2 separate regions of the Homo sapiens genome follow, and region 2 is linked to region 1. The links are chromatin contacts, found by Hi-C or POLR2A ChIA-PET in ENCODE. All regions are on one chromosome and are shown on one strand. The core of a region is the stretch at or near the end of the contact, and the rest is flanking DNA. Distances in the headings are between cores, read along the strand shown.

Region 1 (2,925 bases), core at 117-2,616:
CTCCTGGCTTTGCAAGAAATCAGAGCCTTCCCAGGCATAGGGGAGCCTTGGAGATTTCTGCAAGGAGCCTCAGTTCTGGTGTTGAGATATTTATTATGCCCTGCAAGTTACTGATGCTGGTGGAATTAGGTCCTTGGGCTTCTTGGTCTCCTGGCCTCTGTGGTCCAGCCAGCCTCTTCCCCTATCCCTCAAGGATTACTTCTACGATCTCCGAACTTCAGGGCTGAGAGGGACTTAAATGGTGATCTAACCCTAACACATCATGTTACCAATACAGGAGGCAACCAACCTTGCAAGGTGGGGATGTGTGTATCTCCCATCTTACAGGAGAGAAAACAGAGGCTCAGTGAGGTTAAATGACTTTCACCAGGTCCCACAAGTAAGAAGTGATAGATTAAAGCTCTTTTGTTTGCAGGCATCAGAAATGTCTAGTCAGTTTAAGCAAAGGAGAGGAACATGGATCCTGGGGGGATTTCACAGAATGGCAAGAAAATCAACTAATTTGGCCTCCATGGGTGGGGCCCGGGGTAGCTCAAGATTGGCAGCAACAGTCTGTGGCTCTTTCTGTCCTGAACCTGCTCTCAGGGATGAGCACTAGCCCCAGTCCAGCCCAGACCCTGTATCTCTCAGGTCTAAAATTCAGGTTGCTGGGATAGAGGTTCTAGATGGACCCCTTGGATCACTCAGCAGTGGTCAGAGGTCAGGGGGTTACTAGCATAGTTATGGAGGATTTGTTTTGAGTCCTGTAGTGAAGCCCTGACAAGAACACCACAGGTGTCAACACCTGGTCGATGTGGGTCTTCCAAGGCTCAGCCGGGGCCTCTGTTCTGTCGCACAGTCACACAGTCTGCTCTCCAGTAGCTGCAGGCTAATCCCAGCTGTAAGGTCAGCCGAGGAAACGGAAGGTGCTGTTTGCATTTTAATAAGGAATCCAAAAGACCAAAGGCCTCTGGGTCCTAAAAGACTGGTTTTCTCAAATGGTGCAAAGTCCAGGTATTGTAACTGATGGGGCACCAGGGGTAAGGAGCCCTCCCTGGTACTTCCCGTCACACCCACACAAGTGTGCCTCCAACTTATAAAGTTCACCTGTTTATCTTGCTGCCGCTTGTTCCCCCAACTCCTTTCCATCTCCCTCTCCAAGGATTCAGTAATATGTTGTCTAGACACTACTGCTGCTGTTTCTCCTCCATTAATCCATTTTAATTGGAAAGTTATCATAATGCAAACTCTCTTTGGTATTATTTGCGGCTCTGCATTATTAGAACCTCACCAACTCGCTTTCCCAGCAAATTAAACTTGCTATGGAAGCAATGAGATCAGCTGCTCATATTAAATCAGGCCGCACGTTGTTAAGTGGGGCTGGGAATGGGGCTTCCTCAGCTGGGTGGGGCGCAATCGCTGGAGGCGTTTACAATGGCACCACTGTTTTTATGCTGGGGATTTGGCCTCTGTGCTCAGTTCTCCTCTTTTTTTGGCACTGTGTATTGGAAATTAGAGATGGAAAGAAAGAGGGGACAAAAAACCCTCTGGTGGTATTTGGCCTCTCACCCCAAACCCAGGGCAAACAGCAATGATCAGAATGCACATGGCCTTAACCCCAGATGAATTACAAAGCATATTCCAGTAGTCCTAAGAGCCTTGTGAAGTAGCGATGATCATCCCCTGTGTATGCAGCTGGAAACTGAAGCTCAGAGAAGGTACTTCTAGGGGCTGCACAGGCAACACATAGTAGACGCGGACTCTAAGCCGAGTCCTCTGAGTCTAAAACCAGACGGCCCGAAGGGATGAAACGCCAACCACAGTGAGCAGACCCTTTTTACAGAGCAGATCCTGGAACGGATTCATTTCTAGCTGATAGTATGGAAAGCAGTTAATAAATGACCAGGTTTCCTATTTGTGGATTATCACCACCTCAGCATCTAATTTTTCCCAGTTACCCACTCAATAGAACAACATGGCTGACACTCCTGCCCACCCACCCAACGGCCATTTCCCCCTACTCCCTTGCTACCCGAAACCTAATTTTGTTAAGTCAGAAATGTGCCCAATCTCAGAGGAAGACTCATGATTGGTCTAAGCCAGCCATGGGCGTCTGTTTCCCTTGTCAGTGATTGGTCTAGAGGTAAGCATGTGACTCATTTCTGGCCAATTACACCTAAGGGAAAGACTGCCGATGACTTCTGGGAAAAACTTTCTCTCCGATGGCGGCAGAGCAGGGAGGAAACTTTTGCTTGAGTTTCTCTCTTCCAGTGTGGGCACTATTTGTTATAGTTAAAAAGTCCCCCAATTCTTTGACCTTGCTTCCAAAGGTGGAGCCCATTTCCCCTCCTGCTGAGCGTGGGCCACACTTAGCGACTGGCTTTCAATGAAGAGAATGTAACAGAGGTGAAAGTGTGTGACATTCGAGGAAAGGCCATAAAAGACATTGGTGCTTCAGCTTTGCTCTCGCGGCTGTCTGACTCTGGGGGAAGCCAGCCACCACGTCATGAGGACACCCAAACAGCCTACGGAGAGGCCCACGTAGGGAGGAGCTGAGGCCCCCTGCCAGCAAGCAGCCCTAGCCCGCCAGCTGTGTGAGTGAGCGAGCCTTTTTGGAAGTGCATCCTCCTGTCCCAGTCCAGCCCTCAGATGGCTGCAGCCCTGCTAGCATCTTGACTGCCGCCTCATGAGGGACCTCAAGCCAGAACCAACAGCCACGTGGTGCCAGAATTCCTCATCTGCAGCAGCCGTGTGAGATCATAACTGTTTATTGCCTTTTTAAGCCACTGAGTTTTGGGGTCGTTTGTTACTCAGCAGTAGATGATTAATATGCTGTCATGCAGCTGTCTTGGAACCAGGAGGGGCAAGACTGAGGGCAGAAGCCACTGTGGTGAAACTGGCGGAGACATGGAATCTGGATTCCTGGTGATGTGAGCTAGTGAGCTG
Region 2 (2,925 bases), core at 271-2,770, 55 kb before region 1:
GGAAGGAGCTCCAGAAAGGGCCATCCTTTCTGTTTTGGTTAGAATCACCTTGAGAGTTAAAAATAACAATAATATAGGCACCATAAGAGATTCTAATGATCTCCTTTTACTTTTTAGGTTCAGTATCTGAACACTTTTGCTAAAGGTCTCTGGAAAGCTCCCTGTGTTAATTCTCGATGAGACTACGTCTGTGCCGGCCGCTTCCTGAGCCTCCTTCCATGTGCATAGGCCTGCTGCATGCTGGAGACCTGCGGCACAGCTGCCAAGTGCCCCGTGTGGTTCTGTGATCTTGGGACAGTCACTTCCTCTCTGTGGTTGTCAGTCTTCTCATCCCTAAGGTAAGGGGACGCTGTCTCCACGCTCATCTCCTCAGCTAGACTGGGGCCTCAGGCCTGAGCCCAGGGCCTAAGAGCCCTAAAAAATGTTTGCTGAATAAATGAATGAATAAGCCACATTAGCCACTCTCTCCGGTCTTGCTCCGACATCTTGTGCCTGAATCCTCCCCCAGTGCAGGCTCTGCTTTGAGTCGTACGTAGTCTGATGAGATCTGCTAATGGGGTCACTGCAGACAACCACAGAGCCCCAGCGTCTGACTCATACGCTGCGGCTGCCAAGTGGTTTCACCTGCCTCTGCCTCTCTCATTACCTCCTCTCATTCAAGCTGATGCTTGTAAAGGAAACAGCTTTCAGGTGAGGGGCCTGTGTATTTGGTTTGTCTTTGTTGCCTGGAAACTGTTGACATCCTGAGACATTCTGTTGCCTTCACTGGGTAATGAAAAATTGATTACTTTTCTCTCTGTCAACAAACTATAGCCCGTTCCCCTTGGCTGGGAATGGGTGAGAAGTGTGTGCGTCTTGCTCCGTGGCTGTTTGCTTGCTTTCAACAAGTTGGGTTTGCTTGACTTAGAGGTGGGGGTGGGGCCCAGAGCAGAGGGACAGGATAAGTGGCTGTGGGGGAGGCTCTTGGGGAGAGGACTCTCCTCACTTCCCTTGAGCGCTCCCTCAGTTCCAGCAAATGCCTTCACCCAGCTGACCCGTGGCATCTCTCCCCTCTGCAGTGTTCTCTCTGCTCAGCCTGCCCAGAAGCCTCCTTGAGTCTCTCCAGCCCTGGGGACAGCCTGAGATACACAGCTAATACCATTTCCTCTGTGTTCTGCTCTGTGTGGTGTCTCCTCTGGACTGTGCACTGGGCTGGCATCCCCTACCTGAGGGGATGGGCAATAGATATACCCAGAGGAGCTCAGCATGCTAGATTTAGAAGGGACCTCAGAGAGCATCCAGCCCTCTTGGTTTTACATTTGTGGAAGAGAAAGCTCATAGGGCAGGTGACGTGGCTGTGGCCACATAGCTAAGTGGTAACAGAGTATGCCTTCTTGACTCCCAGTCCAGTAGGATGAAGGTCGTCAGTTTGGTACTCACTGTCCTTGGTGGAATATGAAAGTCATGGGATGGCCCTCACCCCAGGAACATATCAAACACTCAGCAAAAGGGGTCAGAGACTGGGCAAGAGTGGACAGAGGCCTGGGGTCTTTCCGTGGGGAGCATGGTGACTTGGCCACTCAGCAGGGATGGAGGTGGCGGAGCTCACGTGAGAGAAGCTTTCAAAAGGTGGTGTTGAGAGAACAGTGAAGAATGGGCTTTGCGAGGGTGGCCTGATGTGTAGGCTTGGCTAAGTCCTCTCCTTTCCTGACTCCATGTTTGGTGCCTGCATGCCTTGCTCCCCAGAGCGGGGACAGCGTGTGGGCCCCACAGCCATGGGAGAGCAGAACTGCCCAGGGTAGGAGGTCACAGCCTCAGGCTGCCTGGTCCCACTCCAGCAGCCTTCTTGGCCCCAGGTAAGATCTGTAGATGACCCCGTAGGCTCAGCCTTGCCCCCAGCCTTGGGGGAGCCCATGCTTGCAACAGGATAGATAAGGGCTCTCTGAGATTCCCTGAGCTATCACTCCTGGCTGGCCCTACTTTAGACCTGCCTTGCTCCAGGAAAGGATCTTACACTTTGTTCCAGGGCCCCAGGCCTGCCTAGACATCTCTGAGTCAGCTTCAGGGGATCATAACTTTAAGCCTCTTGTTCTTCACTGATTGCTGTACTCAGGCATTTCTTGAGTTCCTTAGTCCCTGGGTTTCGGGCTGGCTTAGGAGCAGCCAGTTGGAGGGCTCTGGAAGTGTTTTGCTTGCTTTGCATCAATGGTGGACTGGGGCTGGGGCTGGGGCTGGGGCTGGGGCTGGGAAGGGTGCTTTATCACTGATGTCATTAAGAATTGCCAGCGCATGGTCAGGATGAGAAGCAGACTAGCTTCTTTTTTTCTTCTTGAGACAGTCTTGCTCTGTCACCCAGGCTGGAGTGTAGTGGCGCGATCTCAGCTCACTGCAACCTCCGCCTCCCAGATTCAAGCAATTCTCCTGCCTCAGCCTCCCAAGTAGCTGGGATTACAGGTGCCCGCCACCACGCCCGGGTAATTTTTGTATTTTTAGTAGAGATGGGGGTTTCACCATGTTGACCAGGCCGGTCTCGAACTCTTGACCTCAGGTGATCCACCCACCTCGGCCTTCCAAAGTGCTGGGATTATAGGCGTAAGCCACTGTGCCCGGCCCAGACTGGCTTCTACTCAGTTTTATCACTATTGTTACTTTCTCTACAGACTCATTGCCTGACCCTGGGGGATGGACCCTTCTGCCCCTCACCCCCACCCCAGGTATACCACCGGCAGGTATAGAGGTTTTTACATACTTATTTCTTTTTAAAATAAACCTTATTTTTTAGAACAGTTTTAGGTTTACAGCAAAATTGAGCAGAAGGTACAGAGATTTCCCATATATCACCTACCCCTACAACATGCACAGCCTCCCCCACCATCAAAAACCTGCAGGGAGTTGTCCATTTGTCACAGTCCATTAACCTGCATTGATACATCATCATCTCCCAAA

The links. A loop is a pair of places that touch in the nucleus more often than their neighbours do. ChIA-PET counts read pairs that join two places held with the same protein, here RNA polymerase II (POLR2A). Pooled maps may share reads with other maps.
Region 2: a loop to region 1 is called in a map of natural killer cell, with 2.2 times the contacts of the local background. The contact joins two enhancer-like sites. A Hi-C loop is called at or near these places in 5 of 168 maps with a recorded cell type or tissue (Caco-2, Calu3, PC-9 and 2 more), 2 of 37 single-sample maps with no recorded cell type and 11 of 50 pooled maps. POLR2A ChIA-PET finds 5 or more read pairs at or near these places in 3 of 52 experiments (GM12878, PC-9 and WTC11).

Annotation. Positions count from the first base shown.
Region 1 is chr15:69,523,630-69,526,554 of GRCh38, forward strand. No RefSeq gene overlaps it. Among named protein-coding and RNA genes, the nearest start is that of DRAIC, 37 kb to the right of the region's middle. RefSeq lists enhancers at 1-37, 2,565-2,925. Within about 2 kb of position 1,367, at least 4 of the 41 ENCODE cell types and tissues checked have a DNase peak (open chromatin) inside an H3K27ac peak, as active enhancers do.
Region 2 is chr15:69,468,056-69,470,980 of GRCh38, forward strand. No RefSeq gene overlaps it. Among named protein-coding and RNA genes, the nearest start is that of LINC02896, 6.7 kb to the left of the region's middle. RefSeq lists an enhancer at 288-487. Within about 2 kb of position 1,521, at least 14 of the 41 ENCODE cell types and tissues checked have a DNase peak (open chromatin) inside an H3K27ac peak, as active enhancers do.